2 separate regions of the Mus musculus genome follow, and region 2 is linked to region 1. Evidence: chromatin loops called from intact Hi-C (ENCODE). Cell type or tissue: left cerebral cortex. All regions are shown on one strand. Links, peaks and the distances in the headings refer to the core of each region. The heading gives the core; the rest is flanking DNA.

Region 1 (10,591 bases), core at 2,051-7,050:
ATATGGAATGAACCTCCAAGTGGGAAAGTCTCTGGATGGCCTTTCCTTCAGTCTCTGCTCCATTCTTTGTCCTTGTATTTCAGGAGCAATTCTTGGTTAACTTTTTAAGAAGGGTGAGTGGCCCCATTCCTCAACCGGGGGCCGTGCCTAACCTGTCCACATGGTCTCTACAGGTTCTCTCTCCTGTTTTTTGGATACAACAGATTTTTTTCAGGCAATTTATTCAGGAAACAGGTTTATTTGTTTCTAAAATGCCAAAAAGTTCTACATAAAATTATAATTTTCTCTGTATAGTTTGTGTGCAGAAAGAGGAAAAAGTTAGTTCACCTTGGTCCCCCCAAAATAGTATTTTTCTTAGAAAAGTATACATTTACAAGGCTCAGCAAATAGAGTTAACATAAAGTTGAACACAGAAATAGTTATGGTAGATAAAATACAACTACAATATGTAAGAAAGATTTATCTGTCAAGTTTACTCTTTAAATACCTTTTAATGGGAGTATGCCTGTTTAATATAGGTTCATATTATTTGTCTCTTGCGTGTTATTTTGGTTTCCAATTTTGTGTTTTTATAGTTTTTTTTTCTTTTGGTGTTTGTGGGTGTGGGTCTCTCTCTCTCTCTCTCTCTCTCTCTCTCTCTCTCTCTCTCTGTGTGTGTGCGTGTGTGTGTGTGTGTGTGTGTGTGTGTGTGTGTGTGTGTGTGTGTGTGTGTGATGAGAGACAGAGAGAAACTCAGAGAAAGACAAGGACAGACAAAAATGGAGATTTTGTATTTTTTGTGTTTTATTTTTAAATTGAAAGACAAAATTGAATAAATAGGGTCTTTGGGGGAGTATCTTCTGGGAGGAGATGAGAGATGGGGATATTGTGAACAGAAAATTTTGTATCAATCTTTTTCAAATAAACGTATTACTATACAAAAGGAAGGAAGGAAGGTAGGAAGGAAGGAAGGAAGGAAGGAAGGAAGGAAGGAAGGAAGGAAGGAAGGAAACAAAAACCAATATCATTATAAACAAACTCCATTATTGTCCTCCTGACTGACTGTGAGATTTAATCTTTTTATTTTAAAAACAGGAAACGTAAGCCTCATTCCACTGTGATATTACGGCAGTCTGGTAGTATTACCTAAGTTTTCCATTTCTCTGCCTCTTCCTCTCCTTCACTTGTAAACTATTGTCTGATTCTTAAACTGTCTCCTAAGGTTACTGGCCACATTTCAGGTCATTTGGAAGCAACAAAAGGATCTATATGTTTCCTCAGGCATATTAACTAAAGCCATTTGAAGAACTCACCAAACCCTGAAGCTTTTCTTATTTCAGACCTAATAATACCATGGACTTTTGCTCTCATATTTGTTCTCTTTGGTCACAAAAAGAACATAAGCTTTTAGGATCAAAAATTAGGAATAGAAAGAAGTTAGGAATTTATAGCTATGGCGTTCATTATTATATATTGGAACAGAACTTGAATGTGAACAAGGAAAATGCACTTAAGTTTATAATGATAACAAGGCCTTCCAAATACCCCTTAGTGGTACATGGAGCCCAAACCAGGTTTTTTCATTCAAACTATTTAAGTGATACATATTTTCATGGTAAAATTGGCATATGTGATTTATACATTATTGTGGATTTCATTATGATATTTTACCACATCTATATAAGGTATTTTTGTTGCAATCATTGCATCACATACTCTGATGCCCTCACACTCCTGCTGCTTCCATCCTCTCTGAGCTCATCCCACCTTTACTTCCATGTATATTCTGTGCATGGATGATCTGATTTTTTTTTTAAATCAAGGTTGCTTTCAGAATCACATGAAGGATATTATTTACAGAAGCATGCCATCTGCCCATACCTATAATCACTAAAGTAAATATCTCTTATTCACCTGCACTCATTACCTGCTCATAGCTCATAAGGGAAGAATTGGCCCCATAGATAGAAGACAATGCCTATCTTCCTTCTATGATGGGATGTTAACAAATTCAAATTTTACATGAGTAATCATATCTATTGCATTTCATAGTGAGAATAATGTGGTGACCTAAAATATGGCTTGTTTATGTTGTGATCAATTTGTTGTATCATAAAAGACACATAGTGGTCAACAAGTGGTCTCCCTAGATCCCATTCAACTGCCATGATAAAGGTGTCTTTTTAGCAGTTCTGCCTCTTCATCCTTGTCTCTAGACTATTTGTCTAACCATGTAGATAAGGTTTTAATTCTCTCATATTAAAAAGAATATAATTTTCCATTGTCCACTTTTACGTGCCAGTCAAACCAACCCATTCCTTGACTGCTCATTACAGCTAATGCCTGGCATCATTTGTATAACTTTCTATGATTCTTCTCATGCTCTGCCTTAACTAATTTCTCTTCAGACCTTTACTTCTATCATTCAGCCAGCACTTGCCTTATTCATGTCACCAATGTACTGAAATTGCACAAGCTAATGACCCATCTCAGAATCATTTTATTTCATCTTATTGGTCGTATGTGACACAGTTGATCACTCTTTTCTCCTTGATCCATTTTTCTCATGATGTCTGTGATATCATGCATTCTTGCTTCTCTTTTGATATCTTGCCTTCTCATTTTTCATCATACTTCTGATGTCTTAATGTTGAAATGCTGTAGTCTCAGTCACTGGTTTTCGTTTTAACTTTGACTCTCCTTGTGTTTCTATCTAGTCCTGTGACTTGGAATGCTTTCCATGCCAGTGACTGTCAAAGGTGTAACTCCATATTATTCCTTTGTCTCAGAAGTCATACTTAGCTGTCTAGCTGCCTATATGATTTACATATGTATCATATGCAACATATCTAAAGATAAATGCCTAAACTTTATTGCTTACCCTATCTCAGATAATAGTAATTACACCTCGTTAGTAACTTAAACCTATTCCCCAAAGTATCTCTTAAATCCACTCTTAGTCACATACATCACTACTCACACACCAACCTATTATTAGTTCTGTTAAGCATATGAAATGCACACACACAAACACACACACACACACACACACACACACACACACACACACACACACATTCAAACCAAAAGTAATTGCTCTACTTTAAAGACCTTGGTCATCTCTAGCATACATTTCATTAATTGGGTCTTAGTAGGGTGTGTTATTATTACTCTGCTTCCTTTATATTGTTTGGCATTTAACTATATATGTATATATTTGTTTTCTCTAGTTTATTTGAGCATTCATTAGCTTTCTTCATCCAAAATTAGGATAAGGAAGTCATTAGTTCTAGCATAGAAATGGTATTGTATTAATACCTTGGTGTGTAAGCAAGCTTCCTCAAATCCTGTAGCATGACCTGACTTAGCCTGGAACTTGGTTTCAACCTTCTTACCCCCCAAGTGATGAGCATAGCTTAAGCTATGGCCTACAACGCTACAAACGAGTAAAAGATCTTTTGAGATGATGACTTTCTAAGAAGCTATTGTGTAGTCACAGAAAACTAGTGTATTTCTTGTTTTGCTTTGCTTTTCTAAATGTTGAATGTATGGCCTTAGCATAGTACTTCTGTGGAATCAGAGGACACTTTGTGGGAGTTGCTTATCTTCTTCTATCTCAGTAATCAAACTGAGGTTGTTATCCTTGGCAGGAAGAACCTTTCCCAGATCAGCCAACTTGCTTGCCCATGATTGGATTTACTTCTAATTTCTCTGCTCTCATTTAAAACATACACCATGTTTTAGCTTATAAATGCTTTCTGAAGCAGTAACAACAAAAGTAAAAGGCAGAAACCTGGCTAAAATGAACATAAGCAAAAAAACCAGTGTAAAAAAATCGATAAAAGAAACTGATAGAGATTACTAACCTTATTTATCCAGATCATCTGCCATCCAATATTTGCAAGCTACTAATGCCTGGATTTTCCCCCATAGCTGAACTACAGGCATAAGGAAAGCAATGAGACCAACCAAACCTCTTGCTTTGAAAGGGGTATGGTTGGCTTCAATAAGTCCCATAGCCATGCTATGTAGTGCTGAGTCAACAACCTATGGTTTTAAACCAATCTAGGACTTCACCAAGTGCACATAGAAATGTAACAGTTGTTCATTTGTCTTTGCTTGTGTTTTGTTTTGCCAGATAACCCTGGTTGGAAGCAAACTTTGGATCCTCCCATTTCTTTCTCCCAAGAACTGGTATTAGTAGTTGGCCCTCACATCTAGCCTAATACATTTTTATACAATTTAAATACTGACTCCTGAATGTGAAAATTAGGAGTTTGATAAAAACTATTGAATTAATTTTCTTTTTGCATGCTATCAATTAAATCAGTATGTTATAAAAACATCAATATGAAATTTAGGGGAAAAAAAAGTGTTAACCATCCAAGAAGGGTTGACCAATCAAGCACGAACTTTTTTGTTGAAGGGTATGCTGTAACTTTGACCACCAGAGGGCACTCACACAACCTCTTCCAACATTAACATTCTTCCAAGTTTATAACTGGATGGTAAGTGAGATTACAGAGAAAGAGTGAGGATGTCACCAAGCCAAAGAAGGATGGGTCCCCTTCTCTATGAGGTAGCGTTATGATACATTTTCTACTTAGTATGAAGCAATCAAATCGACACTCAAGTCCCAATCAGATAGCTAATGAGGAAATAACCTCAGGGTCTCTGTCTGCATGACTTACTCTCACTTTGTCCTTAGAGACCTAAAGCCACATTCTGCTCCCAGAATTTAGGTATGAAAACAGAGAAAAATCAAGATTGTTCTGTGACTGTGGTAGTTACAGATATTCACATCACTGAGAGTTATGCTTTATCTCACATGATTATATGACATTTTAAACTAAGTTTGGTAAGTTGATTCTTTTGAAATGTGTTAGAAATCTACAGATTATTTTCAAACAACATTTATTCAGATGTTTGATATAAAGTCAACAGTGCGAAAGAGTTTCCCCTTGACTCATTCTAAAATCCAAAAATATGTAATATTCCATAAGACAAATCAAATCAAATGTGAACTTTTTCAGTATTAGAAAACTCTAATAAAAATTGTTTTAGAAATTAGATGTAGTTCACTGGAAATATTTTAAACAATAGACTCCAAAGCAGAACCCCCTTGGACCCACTTAGGAACTACAAATAAGATATCTCTCTTACATACATAGGCCTTTGTCTTACCTTTGTAATGGTTCAATGCCCATCCTCAAACATGTCATTCAACTTTACCGTGTCCCTACTATGTGTGACATCCTAGAAAGGGAACCTGAAAAAAAGTAGTGTATTAGCATATGTATACATGAGAGATATGTGCATATGTATGTGTTTATGTGTATGTGTCTGTGTGTACATGTGTGTATGTATGTTTATGTGTATATGTGTACATATGTGTTCATGTATGTGTGCAAATATTTGTGTATATCTATGCATGTATATGTTTTATAGTTCAGTGCTTGTCATCTTTGTGTATATATCATTCTAGAAAGTAAGAACACATTTTGAAAGAAGGGCATATATTTTCAACATTCAGCATGTATGTTACTTGTGAGTACCAAACATAAGATAAGAAAGTGGTTTAGAACTCTCCACATGAGGTAAAAAACATCATTTTACAATAACTATTTTTCATGTTTTTATAAAGAAAACAATATATAGATTATGTTATCATGGTGTTGTTTTTCTCAAAGGAAACACAAAAGTCAAGTGACAGGGCCTGGCATGCTAGTGCATTCTATCTCAAAACTTACACCTCAGACAAGAAAATCAAGACCTTGAGATCAGCATGGGCTATATATCCAACATTACCAAAGAAGAAAAGATGAATGAGAGGAAAGCCAAGTTGAGCATATTAATGATGTTTCCCTGAACATCTACATGAACAATTTTCAAAATTTAGAACTTGAAAAAAAAAGTAATCAGGGCAAGGTTCATGGGAGGGCACTTGGTAATGTGGATGGGGTTCATCACACTATGAGCCTCTGAAAAATGGCTTGAGAATTATGCCAGCTACTAACATGCACACGTGTTTAATGTGAAAGTAGACCTCAAAATCAAATCACTATGCAGATACACATATTGTTTGCCTCTGCACCTATAAAATGTGACAACAACTCAAGCTTTGATTTCTGAGAATTCTAATTGAGAAAATGTGAACATGCCTTAAAACAATCTAATCTGAGATTTACTTTGTATAATACAAAAATTAACTTACACAAGAAAAGTACATTTTTTTTGTGATGCTAAGAACAGATTGAGGTGATGCTCGTGTTCTTCATGAGAGGTTGTATGCGGTTGCTGGGTCATGTAGCATCGTTGCCAAGTCTGTAGTACTGCTTTGGGATCCTTTTGCCCTTAGCTTTTAAGCATTGCTTGTCTGAAAAGAACCAGCAAAGGAACAAACAGTCACAGGGACCAGGGTGACATCATCAAGAAAAGCTGGGTCGCTGAGACCTGTACATGCCTGTGTGACAGTTAGTCCTGCCTCCTCATGCTCTGTGATCATGAGATGGCCAGGGCCTTGGCTAGGTTCTGCAGGTTCAGTGACATCTGCGATATGCAGACCTGATTCCATGGGCTAAATGTTATTTAAATAGCCTAAAAATGATTTGAAGCATACATTCGGAAAAAGAAAGATTATTACCCCGGAGGTCATTACAAGCATTCTGTGAAGGCAAATAACTTTGAACAGAGCAATCAAGCATAATTCTCAGAAAATATTTCGGTAAAGAAATAAAAAAAAAAAAAAAAAAGAAAGAATCCAATTAGGAGATTAACCTACAGAGAATTGAATTTGTTATATTTGGAATAGAATTTTAAACTTTTAAAAGTAAACACACTGGAAGATATTTCTGTACCTGTCTTAATGGAAGTCTAAAATTTTTCTCATATTGCAGTCATACCTGGGATTTACTAGCTAGAATAAATTTGCCTCAAACTTGAGATCCTCCTGCCAGAGTCTTTTGATTATAGGGACTGTAAGTATGACCCACCATGCCTGGCTCAATGACACTTGTTTTATATGTCTTTCCCAAAGGTCCCACATTAGGAAATAGAAGTCTATTGCCAACTCACCATCTATATACCAAATGCAGGATACCAGAGACATCACTTTCCCAAAAAGGAAGAAGCTGGTAGAGTTTAGCTCAATGCGGTGTATGTTCCTAGTCCATGCCTTCCATTTTATATAAGGGAGGTGAGAAAACACTCAACAGACAGCAAGGGATTCTGAGCTTCAGATATTAGGGACAGAAAAAAAAATCATCTGATCATATTTGCATGTGCAGAAGCCACAGAAAAGTTTCTTTCTTTCTGTCTTTCTTTCTTTCTGTCTTTCTTTCTTTCTTTCTTTCTTTCTTTCTTTCTTTCCTTCCTTCCTTCCTTCCTTCCTTCCTTCCTTCCTTCCTTCCTTCCTTCCTTCTTTCCTTAAATGCCTTCCCATCCATAGTGACCTATTTATTTTAGGGCTGAAATCCCTCAGTTCTTGGGGTCACTGCCATGTTGTCTAGCACAAGTGATAACAAAATAAAGACAGCAACTCTGATCATGAGGCTGTCCACTTAGTCACCAGTGAAATCAGACATGATACCCATCAGTTTCCCGATCTTGCTAAAATTAAGGAAGAAAAAAAATCCTCACTGACCTCAGAAAAGAGAAAAATAACACAAGTTGTCATGCTTTAGAGTGATGGCCGCATAAAGAACAGCTTTGCTAGAGTTAGCAAAGGTCTTCACAGAAAACCTGAGGCAGGCCAAAGCAAAATGTTCAAGAGAAGCCATGCAAGTTACCAAATACTGTGAGAGACTTGGCTATGAGAAAGAGAGTAGGCATGCCATTCACTGAGGAAAATGCTAGACTCTGTATTTTCTAAATGGCTTTAGCCTAACCCCTGTCCCCAAACCCCATTAACACAGTGGGCTGAAAAGAAAAAAAGAAAAAAAAGGGGGGGGGATGTGTTTTCCACTTCCTGTGATGATTAAAGGGTGATTTTCACCCACAGTGTTTGTTCGCACACGCAGCACACACACCAAGCCTTTCAATCAACATGTCCCCTTTTCTTAACGCTACTGTTTTACTTAAGAGATAATGTCAAAGGAATTGGGCATTGTGACTGGATAATGGTCTCCCGCTGTAAGATAAATGCATCAGCATTTATGGAAAATAAATGCTGGAGAAAAGCCAAGACATTTATTTTAAAGTACAAAACTATTTTCTCGTCACAACATTCAGAGGCAGAGATGTGGCAACTACCTGAATGGCTTTTTAAAAATACCAAGATCATCCAAAGAAAGGAGCAGAATGGGATGCGGCTCTCTCCATGTAATGGAAGCTTCAGTTCTACAGATACTAACCCCGGTTTCAAATGTGCTATTGATTGACAATATTGAGTAAATGCCTGAACAAACTCAGCCACCTCTTTACCTTTCTAGCTTCATTATTCAGATGTGCTGTGCTTTCATCAACAAAGTGGATTCTAGTACACATTCTGACACCCAAGCATAGAGTTGGGTCAAGTGACCTTTGCTGCGATCAGAGCACACCTAGGAATTGCTGCTGCTGCTGGACTGGTAGAACAGCACATGCCAGGCAAGTGGGGAGACAACGATGGCAACAGTAACACTCAAGACATGGGGGTTTCATTCTTTGCGTCCTCTGGGACGGCTTACAAGTGTGAGATCATCAGCCGCAAATCTAAAGAACCTCAGAGTGGTATAAATAGATGAGGATGGATGTAGTTGTTTGGTTTAGTGCGCCTTCTTTTCTATATACGGTGCAATGGACCTCAGTTGTATTTTTCTAGATATAGAAAATGACTCGGCATATTACCTTTGATTTTTCCATCAGGTCTATTGTAACTTTACAAAGTCATCCATCTTCTCAGGCTTTGGAAATAGGCCTCAATAATTAATCAGTGCCTATAATTACAGCACAGACTTATGTAATGGCATCAGTCTTTATAATGATTATAGAAATAGCTATGTAAAGTTTTTGTATATTCCTCTCAATTAATTTTCAGTTGCTTTTATAAAAATTTTTTCTCCTTAAGGTTAAATTTACAGAGATATATAAATCCAAATATTCCATGTTATTTACTTAGTTTTCTGAGATAGCCACACAGTAATCTTCCTTGAATATCTAAAAACATGTGTGTGTGTGTGTGTGTGTGTGTGTGTGTGTGTGTGTGTGTGTGTGTGTTTCCTATTAGGAACTCTCCCTATCTGAGCTCAGTGGTTGGATGATGGGTTGTACAAGGCCATAGGATCAATTCCCAAAATTAAAAACACAAATCTCTATGAATGTGGTGTTACTAGAATGCTGAATGGAATCCCTTAGACACCTCAAGAGATTATAGTGAAAACATACATGATACATTTAAGATTGTTCTCTGGTAAATTGTCTTCTGGCCATGAGTTGAAGGGCCAATGTTCTGGTCTTGAAGGCCCAAGCAGGTTGTTCAGCCACTCACGCAATACAACAGTTGAAGTGATATAAGATGCTGAAGAGCACAGAAAACAAATTTGGTCAATTTGTATATTCAGAAGAAGAACAAAGGGCCCCTATGATGCCAAGTTCAACTTTCCATATGAGCTTTGTGTTTTAATAGAAACATCATGGCAAACATCAAAAAACTTGCATAATTGAGCACCCCTACTCATAGCCCTGTTTAGTTTATTGTAGTTTGATCTCAGTTCTGGTTCTATAAGGTGACTGTAAGAAGTCCTCATTGATTGAGAGTGATCTACTTCCCAAAAGATGATCACCTCTGCTTCAGAGTATAGGCTCACCATTATGGATAATTGTTCTTCTTAGAATTCAGAGCAACTAAATTTTCAAGAAACAATAGCAGCAGCAGCAACAACAACTGGAGGCTTTTATGTGCCTTTTGGCTGATCTGGAAGGTCACTATTAAAAAAGGTAACACTAAGATGCCTCCATTACTATTATCTTTGCACTTCTGATTTTGAAGGGAAATAAAATAAGTTAATTATAGTCAGTTTCTAAGCAAATACTCCTTTATAGTCAACATGCCTTCATGAAAATGAAAAGCAGTGCGAAGGGGAAACATGCAAAGTACACTCAGAGATGCAAGGTTCAGTCTGATTTCAGTTGCTCTGTAAATCCAGGAGGACCAAGCGGCTTCTTAGCAAAGGAACTTGCTAAGGTAGATTAGGAGGAGTCAGAAAACACTGTCACTGTACACAAAGAGCTTCCAGAGTGTAGCTTCAATCAGCGTTCTTCAATTCAGGATTCAATTACATTGACTTGTTGTACTTTCATCTAAATTTTCACTTTAATAAATTGTTTTGCTGTCATGAAAATAGTGACCTTGTGTAAGGAAGTTATTATATATTCCAGAGGCACCACTGAGATGACTCTTGAATATGTTCTATTTGAGAGTTTGTATTTACTGACCCATGCAATGTTCATATGAGGGTGGTTCTACAATTGTCTGCTTCATTGAAGAGTGTGAAGCTGAACACTAACAATACCTAATGATATTACACAGAGGTATTGCCTGAGGTTTTATATAGATGGCATACCTCAAAAGCATACAGTGTTCTGTCTTGAGGGTGAATCTAACAATTAAAACTCTCATAATTAATCTCTATCT
Region 2 (10,591 bases), core at 1,817-6,816, 480 kb after region 1:
ACCAGCAGCCCTTGCTGCATGACATTGGCAGGTGAGCCCTGTTGTAAGAGAACAGTTGTGTTCTCCTTTGTATTGTACAACACTCTCTGAAGGGGTACTCTGCACACACATTCCTATGAGTAAATGCAAAAATGAAGGTATGGTGAGCAAACAAGTGAATGAAAGCACTTAGAGCAAAGCTGATAGATGTGCAAGTAGTGTGTTCACTAATTACAACTGACACCAGAGTAACTGCAGACCTAGGAGAACTTTAAAGGGGATTCCATAACAGGCCAACACTCATATCACTGAGAACAGATGCAATTTACCAGACCTCATAATGGGTTGGTAAAAGGATAACTTTGAATCAATCTAACCGACTCCTGTTTTCCATCCATGCCCAGGATAAAACAAATGTTCTATATCACCAACCCTAAGAACCCAGTGAACAAAGACAGAAGCACCAGTCACCTCGAGGAAGTGTAGGACTCCAATTAACTAGAGCCACCAACATCACTGCGAATACTAAAGGGGGCTTTAAGCTGTGGGGAATGGAATTAGCTGAGTCCTTTTCTTTTCCTCTGAAGCAGATATATCTATTTCTTCTTTACTTTCCTTTTGCCATCATTGCTGTCTCTCATCCCTGACTCTGGTCCTAAACACCTGCACCACGTGTTTGGGCTTGTTTGGATGGCTCAAGAAGCAGCTGATAGTATATGAGGTACAATTGTCAGCTTATGTCCCTCCCAGTATTTTCTGTTTGGGAACCAAGAATTGCACAGAGGACATGACACAGATTCCACGTACTGTTTTCCAGTATCCACAAATGAACCAGCCACTGGGAATTCTAAGATACAGTGTTTCCTTTACTTTCTCCTGTAAGTTCTGGAGAAATGTGATCTGGCAATGCAAGCCAACTATGATCTTCCCGTGCAATGTGTAGCTTCTCTACTGGCTCTAAAGTGTTTCATCGTCAGTGCAGTGCATATGATTCTGAGTGTGACAACTTACCTTAGGAATGTTAATAGCTGCGGTGGACCTGGACCCTTCTTGCCATTTCAGGTGGATCTAAACTACTCCTAGACAGAGTTCCCTTCATAAACACCCTTGCTATACATAGTTATTTCATCCAGCACCCTGCATAGCTTCCTGTTTAAGAACCTGAGAATTGACTTATGTGGGAAGACTTGGAGACACTAGTTTGTAGTGTTGACATGGGAAGGCAAAAAGGAAATAATGAAACCCAGAGGCTTTGTTTATTGGCCTGTTTCGTCTGTCTAAGTAAAATGGCAATGAGAGTTATAACTTTTATAAAATATTAAAATATAGATCAGGTTCAATGGAGATCTGAGCATTCTTTTGCATTTTTCTGTAAAGATTCTTTCTGTTAATGTGAAAAATATTAATTTTTATTATTAAATCTTTGTCTCAAGAAAAGGAACATTCAAAGACCAGAAAAACAAAAGGCAGTATTCTCTTTATTTTATAATTGTTTTTTTTTTTTAATCTGGAATCCTTTACAGTAGCAGAGATAAACTACTACCACTATAAAAGCCTCTTGAGTGTCAATGTCTCATAAAATGCTACAAACGGCTAAAAAATAAGATGTTTACCTGTTCAGGTAAATTCAGTGGTACTTAATGAATCATTAATTTGTTGCAAAGGTTACTCTGGGCTATTTCTACTTGACTTCTTGGAACAAGGCCCAGCTTATGTTTCTTTTTCTAATTTGGCTAATACAAATATTTTAAACGTGAAACAACATGGTAAGTAGTAGCAAGGGAAAAGAGATACACCTTTGAAAGGCACCATTATGCCAGGCATAATCCCAGTATTGAAAAACAGAAAGGAGTATAAAAAGATAAAGGTCTGTCTAGGGTATGTAGGGACACTAGAGTCATTAAAAAACAAAAGGGGGAAAATAAGGAAACATTTAAAACAAAAGTTACTTTGTCTACATGCCAAGCTATGATGACCCTGAACTTTGTAACTTTTGAAGATGTTTGCAAAGAAGCTTGCATTTTACTTTGAAACAGTGAAAACTAGTTCTTGCTTGCCAAGAGGACAAGGTCAGGGAGTGTAGATTTATGCAGCCCTAACCATGATCAAATGTGCTGAGTTACTGTTGAATGCAAAGTCCCTAAGCTTTAAAGGTCAGAGACTCCCTCAGATTATAAACAAATGAGTTCTTGGTGAAGAGCGTTTTTGCCAGAATCCATTCACCCTGGAAAGGATGGACACCACACTCTTCTGAGGATGCTGTAGAATGAGGAACGTGTAATGTCCTGCATAAAGCTGAGAGGCACAAGCATTTCTCTGAAGTCTCATAGCCTGTTTTGCTCATGAGTACTGGGTCTGTCCCAATTTTCCAGGTGAAAGTAGTTTGTAGTTTTTAGGGTTCCAGTTGCTCTCCAGTGACACGCAAGGTGAAGGCTAATAGAACCAGTCCGAGTTGAGTTTCTTCAATTCTGTCTTTTTTTGCTTTCATTTGTAGCCTAGATTAAACTTCAATTCCTAATGTAGCCCAGGCTGTACTCAAATTCTTAATCCTATTGCTTCAACCTCTTGAGTACTGATATTATAAAGATGCATACTTCAGTCCTTCTTAGAAGGGGAAACAAAATACTCATGGGAGCAAATAACAGAGAAAAAGAGTGGAACAGAGACTAGAGGAAAGTCCATCTAGAGACTGCCCCATCTGGGGATCCATCCCATATACAGTCACCAAACATAGACACGATTGTGGATGCCAAGAAGTGTATGTTGACAGGAGCCTGATATCTCTGTCTACTGAGAGGCTCTGCCAGAACCTCACAAATACAGAGGCACATGCTCAAAGCCAACCATCGGACTGAGCATGGGGTCTTCAATGGAGGAGTTAGAGAAAGTTAGGACTGAAGGAGCTAAAGGCATTTGCAACCGATAAGAAGAACAACAGTATCAATCAACCAGAACCCCCAGAATTCCCTGGGACTAAATCACCAACCAAGGAGTACACATGGAAGGACCCATGACTCTAGCCCCATATGTAGCAGAGGTGTTGTAGGGCATCAATGGGAGAAGAGGGCCTTGGTCTTGGGAAGGCTTGATGACTCAATGTAGGGGAATGCAAGGGCAGGGAGGTGTGAGTGTGTGGGTGGATGGGTGGGGAACACTCTCATAGAAGCAGGGGAAGGGTGATGGGATAGGGGGCTTCAGGGCAGGAAATTGGGAAAGGGGATAACCTTTGAAATGTAAATTACGAAAATAAAAAACATAAAAATGTATACTATCATTCCTGCCTTCAGTTTTATGAAAAGTTGTTATACCTTAGGAGGTTTTTCTTTTTTTTTTCGATTATTTTATTAGATATTTTCTTCATTCACATTTCAAATGCTATCCCAAAAGTCCCCTAAACCCTCCCCCTGCCCTGCTCCCCTACCCACCCACTCCCATTTCTTAGCCCTGGCATCATTGGGAAGAGAGGCCCTTTGGTCTTGCAAACTTTTCTTTCATTTTTTTATTGGTTATTTTATTTATTTGCATTTCAAATATTATCCCACTTCCCAGTTTCCCCTTTACAATCCCCCTATCCCCTGCCCCCTCCTCTGCCTCTATACACACACAAGTAGGTTTGTAAACTATTGTAAGTACACACACACACACACACACACACACACACACACACACACACATTTTAGATAGATAGATAGATAGATAGATAGATAGATAGATAGATAGATAGATAGATAGATAGACAGTTGTATATCACTATCATACAGCAGTGGAAGACACATATAATAGCTAAATTCTGGACTCAGTTCTCTTAAAAACAATAACACTCACTGATATATCAGAATAAAGTGGCTGGCTAGTTAGACTTTATACAATCCAAGTAAGAGGAAAATATAACAAAATGTTTTATTTGAAGAAGAGGGCACTTACATCATGTTCTATTTTTATTTCTGTTGCTGTGATAAAATAACCTGGCAAAAAACAACTTAAGTCTAAAGGGGTTTATTTTATTTAGCTCATAATTCCTGGTTACACTCTGTTACTGCAGGGAATTCAAGGCAAGAACTTGAGACAGCTAGCACTTGGCATCCACAGTCAAGAACAGAGAAAAAGGGATGCATGAAGCTCTTATACACTTCAGGAGCCTCTGCCTAAGGGATGATTTTGCCCGTGGTGGGATGGGTCTTCTCCTATCAGTTAAGTTAAAGGCAATCCCTAAAGACATGCGCATGAACCAACCAATATAGACAACCCCTAAGACTCTCTTTCCAGTTGATTCTACATTGTGTTGGGGAAGAAAAACAAAACAAAACAAAACAAAAAACTAGCAATCATACCACTTCATAAGAAAGCCAGGCATTATAGCATTTGTTAATTTTTGGCCAAGCATTATAAAAGAAACTTGGGGAAGTAGCACTATTTTTCCATCTCTCTACAACCACTTTAAGAAGTGGGCATATTTTGGCCATTTTATATAGAGAGTGGGGCTCAGATGGTTTGAGGGATCATGGTCTAAATTTCTCAGCTAAGTGTCAGAGCCAAGATTCTAGCCAATCTATCTGAAGATACCTCTGAAGGGATGAAATGCATTGTAGATGCTTAGCATTATCTAGAGAAATGAGGTCATGTGTGGGCTAAACAGAGCATATGGAAGCACCCCTGTAGCTAAGTCTGGTATTCCACAGCTGTCAGCTCCCTGTTCATCTACATGCATGTATACAAAAGATGCTTACAATAGGTCATGAACTCAGATATAATAGAAACTGAATAAAATCTTCCTGGAGTCATTCCACTCATTTTAAGCTGTGATAATTCTGATTAATCTAGACCCTTCGTCTTGAAGACAAAGAATCATATTATTTACTGCAATTAACATCTAAAAGCAAAAACATGAGAACATCATAATTAACTTTAATATATAGGAGATTGATCTATTGTTTCTTGTAATCCTCACTGAAACCTTAAAGGAGATTATTTTCGGCTCTTCTTCAAAGAAATGTTGACTTCTTCATTGTTTCCCTTCATCCTTTCCATCACTGTTGATGCCTGCACACCTGTCCATCACCATCCGAAATAGCCCATGTGCCCTCTCTGTCCCTATTGCTCCATCTCAGATAATCCTCTCTCCAGTAGACAAACACTTACATTTTAATATTTTGAAAGTTTCATTTGAATCACTATTGTAGACCCAATTTCTTGATATTATTCCTTCTGTATTTATCAAACAGTTTTTAGGAGTGAAGCTCTACATGACAGTTTCAAGTGCACAATTCTAGGTGGCCTGCCCAATAATCTGGCAAAATAAGTATAATCATCTCTGTTTCTAGATAAAGAAATGAGGATGCTGGAAGTTTTAACAGTTCACCCCATAACATACAAGGCTCAACACAGATTGTGTTTACTCAATGCAAAAGCTTGAATTCGTGGCAAGATAGGAGTCATTAAGAGAACAAAGTAACCAAGTAGTGTTATGCTTAGAGATACCAAAGGGAAGACTGGCATGGAGAATATAAGACATTCCAGGTAGGTGGAAGTCAAGAGATGCAGTCAGAGTAGAAAGGGCACAGACATATTTCCCAGTTGTTTTCCAGAAAGACTATGCAAGTGGGCCAATTTCCAATTTATCTCACCTGGTTTGGTGATATCAAAGGTGATAAATTCAAAAGCAAGTCTGTCCAAGTGTTACCACACCTTAGAAACATCGACAAGGAACAAAGAATGTCTAGCTATCTTGGTTTGAAAATAAACTTCAGATCAAAGTTTTCTGTAAGCTGGGTCACCTGCAAGTCATGAGAAAGTCATTGAACCATGAGTCACTGGTTTTCTCAGTCCTTTACATGGGAGTGGTAAAATGAAATATCAGGGACATGCCCAATGCAGAAATCCCCAAGAAGAAAAAAAAAGTCATTGTAACTATTCAATAAAATTTGACTAAGTCAAAAGGTACATGATTATTCAAAATCTAGATGGGATATAGTTGTGTTCTCAACACCTACAGGTGCATGTAGACTCCCATCAGTAGATTAAATCCTTGTGTTGTTCTTAAAAAATGAACTTTCCAAAGAGAAACAATGGTACAGAATGTAGACAGGGGTTTGCCATGTATCTCACTGTTCACATCAGGCAGACCCAGTCCCAGAAAGTCCCTGGCCTTCTCTTTTAATTCTATCACTCATCTTTTTGAGCAGGTTTGTTGACACATGCATCGGACACCCTTAAGTCTAGCATGTCAATTCTTCCCTTCTTTAAAATCTGCTACCTATTCTAGTTATGAGAAAGCATTCATCTTGTTACAATTGACTGTGGTTCAGAGTATAATTTTTAGGCCTCATTCATTAAGGTGAAATCAATGAAATAAAGAAGAGACGAGGTGAGACATTTCTTCATCAATCATTGCCTTATTCAAAGGTCAACACATATTTGTACTTGACTTTACAAGTGCTAAGCATCATCCCAGGAACTCCTGTTCTAAAGAAAATCAAACCTTTTCAATCCCTGACTTTGGGGAGAGATGATTCTAGTAAAGAAGAAGAGAATTAAAGTAATAGTAAAACATGACTGCTGGCAATTAGCAATCAGAAGAAAAATTAGGTAGGGCAATAGGTCACTGTTGATGAGATGATATTTTATGCCACAGGGACAGGGTATGTGGCAATGTATATTCCTTCATTTGGAATTTATTGACTGTGTTTAACATGCTGATATTGTATGAGATAGAAGATGGATAAGACTGAGTCCCTGGCCTTCAGGGGCCTACAGCTCACCAGAAGAACCTCACCATTTGCTCTATTAAGCAGACAGATATGTCTTAGGGTATGTTAGTATAGTAATAATACACACATTGACCAAACTCAATAGAGTGCAAGTATGCCAAGACTCTTAGTACTTTCCACAAAAATAATTCTCACTTCAAGTAAACATTTCAGCTGGTGAGGAACTCTGTTTTCCACCAACATCATTCATATCTGAGAACTTTCTGAATGCAATGATGACTTGTTTTTTTTCTAATTGTTTTCCAGGGATTGTTTGAGCCCTTATTGAAATGTACTTGCTTAGGTCTTCCACAGCAACTTGGCTGGTTTCTTGTACTGGCAAATGCTGTCTTCTGTACTGAAAAATTTGTTCTTTCTGAAACATGTGTACTGTCCCTGGATGGGTTTCATGAAAATTTAAGATGAAAAAACACAGACTTTTAAAGTGGCAACAGAAGAGAACTTCGTATTCAGAAGCTTTTTACAAATGTAGGTCACATCCTGGATAGTATGCCATTTTATCCCATTTCTACGATGTTTTGTGCAGATACCTGGCTCAGAATTTTCTTATTCACCAAGAACACAGAGAGAAGCTCAATTATGGATAAAACCTCTAGCTTATATAAATAAACAATTTTCCTTTCATACAAATGTGTGTCCCCAGTCCTACAAATATTGTAATAACACCACATTGTCAGCAAGATAACTCAGTCATGTGACTGAACAACACCAGGCAGAGGAGTCTTTGTTTTCCCTTTTGTCAGGGGTGAGATCCTATCACACTGTTATTTCTGAGCAAGCGACACAGAGTTGCTTTCTCTACTCAATCTCCAGGCTCCTTTTTCCAGTTTGCATCTCACAATCAGTTTCTCCCCCTTTTCTTCTTTATGAGATGATGCAAGAGAAAAAAATGATTTGGCAAGGAGCATGAGATATGCTACAGGTAGTACCACTCTAGTTTATAATTTTGGGTGTTTTGTGTGTGTGTGTGTGTGTGTGTGTGTGTGTGTGTGTTGTTGTGGTTGTTGTTGTTGTTGTTGTTATAGGTTTGAGCTAACTTTGTAGCACTGTTTGAACAGTTTGTTTCTGTTAGAGAAGTGGAAGAAGCAACAGCTTTTGGCTATAGCTGGTGATAGATTATATTGTCACAGTTTTGAACATGCTGCCATCTTGAAGAAGACAGTTCTTCCCTAGCAGAGCCTCCAGATGAAGGTGCTAGCTTGCATTGTAGGCCAGCCGTGGTCAGATGCCTTATTTCCTAACTGTTCTAAACAATGAAACCGGGCAGTTCTTCAGTTCTTCCTGCACTGTGTTGGTGAAATCTCACAACAGAGTGTACATTCAGTTTTTCTTTTTTCTTTCTTTTCTTTCTTTCTTTCTTTCTTTCTTTCTTTCTTTCTTTTTTTTTTCTCTACTAAGTAATTTGTCATACATCCTCTTTTCTTCACATGTTCGAGCTCTTTGCCTTGGTAAAGTTTTCTCCCTTCCCATGACATTTTTATATAGCAGCTCCCACTGCTATGACCGTGTCAGCATCAGGGGTAAATGACAGACAGGAACTCTGCTATCAAAGTTACTTTCAAAGGCCATGAAAGTCAATCACTGGATAAAATCAAGAACTTAGTTCTAAATATAAACTCTTTCTCAGCACTTGGAAGTAATAAATTCTGCCAAACTCAAGCTCTACCTTAAGATTTCCCCATAGGAAATCTGCTCCTTCCTAAATATTCTCTTTTCTAAGGACTCATTCAAGGTGAAATTTGTCTCATTGAATGCTAAATTGCTGATTCTATGCCCCATCTTTCTTTGGTGACAGTGTTAACATAAAAACTTGCATTTTTCGGCTCTGAGAAAGTTCTTTCTCTGTGTGCTTTTGGGAAGACTTTTGTAATAGTAAAGATGCATCCAGGGCTGGCTGCTTTGGCTTGGTTATCAAGTTTATTTGTTTGGGTTGTATATTTTGAGCAAGTGCCCAGGGCTTTTAAGAAGAGCGATGGGACAGTGCATACAAATGAAATTGAAAGCAATGACATGAGCATCACCGACATTTTAATTACCCACCTAGCAACATGTGGGCTGCTTTGATAGTTTAAAGGCCATAAGAGAGGGAAAAGTGGGAGACCTAGTGGTCTCAAACAGGATGACATAATGCCTTGCTTATCTGCTTAGCAGGCAGGAAACAAAACGGCATAAAGCCCTTTTACCCCTTTGGCTGTTCGAAGATATGGCAAAGTGCTTTGTGTCATTTTCTCAATACCAATCCCCTTTCCAACCAGGCACTATCAGGACTGAAGGTCAAGTTCTGAGGCAGTCAGCGTGGCCACTGATGTCAGGTGACAGGAATAGTCCCTTTCCTCCACCCTTAGTGTTCCTTTCAAGTGGTGGCAAATCACAGGGTATTGCACTCCCAAGAGTGTGTGTTAACGTCTGTGGCATAACCATTTCTATTGCCCACAGGAAAGAATGCCAGGCTCCGCAATCTCTCTTTCTGTGACAGACAGATTCTCAGAAACTGTGCCCAGAAAAGCTACCCACGGAGACCTTACTAAGCCTGAGTGGTGAACCAAAAGAATTTGGAAACTATGAGAATCAGGAAGGGTTGTGTAGTTGATATACATTTTCTTTTCTTTTATGTCCTGAGGTTCCCTAGCCACCCTTTGTAACTTCAATTCCGATCAACTGTGCTTCATTCTAGACACAAAATCAAGACCCTTTCCTCTTGCAAGCTCTGTGTGGAGCAGGAGTCATTAAAGGGCAGAAATAACATTGTCTCCTCCCTTGTGAAATGTAATTTTATTCTAAGGCTTTCGCAGGGTTTATTTACAATTTCATGTCATATATGAGACTGCTTTTCCAATGCAGCTATGATGCTGAGCAAGCTAAGAGCCTATCTTGCTGCCACCCTGTTTTTGTTTTTCTTTTTGTTTTTAACTATTGGGAAAAGGCAAACAGTACCACAGAGTTCATGGCCGATTCTCCCCTAGTGAAGCAGCTAGAATGGAAATGTCCTGGCAGGTTGCTGGGTTTGTACTTGGATGTCCAGTAAATTTCATGTAATTACAGCTGCCTGCTGAAGGACCCTGAGGTCTCTGCAGGCTGTTAGGATGTTAGTTATAGCCAGGAGGGAAATGGGTAGGATCCAAGTCCCTACAAATGTGTTAGGAACTGGGCATTTCTATCAGAGTGCAGGCTGTTATAATAAGCCAGCCATGCAAGGCAAAATTCAAAAGCTTATAAAGACTTAGGTAAAACCTGTGACCTGCCCCCTTTTACCACTTTTAAGTAGTAGAAGAAAGCAGAGGTGCAGTGGATCAGGGGACAGAGGTGGTAGTGAAAGGAGATTGGTAAAAATCAGGTAGCTTTCTAGGGAATGTCAGATTCTGCTCCATTGTACTGGGAAATCATCCTAGGAACAATTAAACAAATCAATGAATCTGAATTATGTTCTCATGGTAGTTTTCAGAATTGCCTGAAAAGCTTGCCCAAAATATTGACTCCCAGCAACTAGCCCTAAATTTTGGACTCTGGAGCAACTAATAGTCTGGGTTGCCTGTATAATGTGTATTTTAGAAAATTGTAAGGAACATTACAAAAGATTGGTCTCTCAACTTTCCTTGTGGACAAGAAAATGTCACAAGTATGTTCACTCTGGGCCAATAAAGAGTAGCTTGTATCCACATATCTGCTAGGAACTCCTGGAGGGAGATGTCTGTTCAATATGTATTGATAGTTTCTATTATTAGAGTTTACCAAGAATATTTCTTTCTCAAGAAAATGAATTCCTTGAGGCAAAAAAAAAATGGGAGCAACCACTTTCTTTCTCAGAAGTAGCAGTTATTTTTGTTCCTAATTTAACTCTGGAAATA

Evidence for each region. Hi-C counts contacts between places; a loop is a spot of excess contacts. Peaks named below come from ENCODE experiments on the same cell type or tissue, not always from the same donor. Only the 100,000 strongest peaks of a DNase experiment are listed, where the experiment ranks them.
Region 2: a loop joins it to region 1, with 3 times the contacts of the local background. A loop is called at or near these places in 1 of 42 quality-filtered maps.

The regions. Positions count from the first base shown.
Region 1 is chr4:76,942,311-76,952,901 of GRCm38, reverse strand. The region is part of intron 8 of Ptprd (protein tyrosine phosphatase, receptor type, D); the gene reads left to right. Among named protein-coding and RNA genes, the nearest start is that of Gm42302, 160 kb to the right of the region's middle. In left cerebral cortex, for the core only: a CTCF peak has its summit at 4,426 (motif pointing right); a DNase peak (open chromatin) is centred at 4,444.
Region 2 is chr4:76,460,005-76,470,595 of GRCm38, reverse strand. All of the region lies in intron 10 of Ptprd (protein tyrosine phosphatase, receptor type, D), which reads left to right. All of the region lies in intron 1 of Gm42303 (predicted gene, 42303), which reads right to left. Among named protein-coding and RNA genes, the nearest start is that of Gm42303, 14 kb to the right of the region's middle. In left cerebral cortex, for the core only: no CTCF peak of the experiment used is centred there; DNase peaks (open chromatin) are centred at 4,071 and 4,589.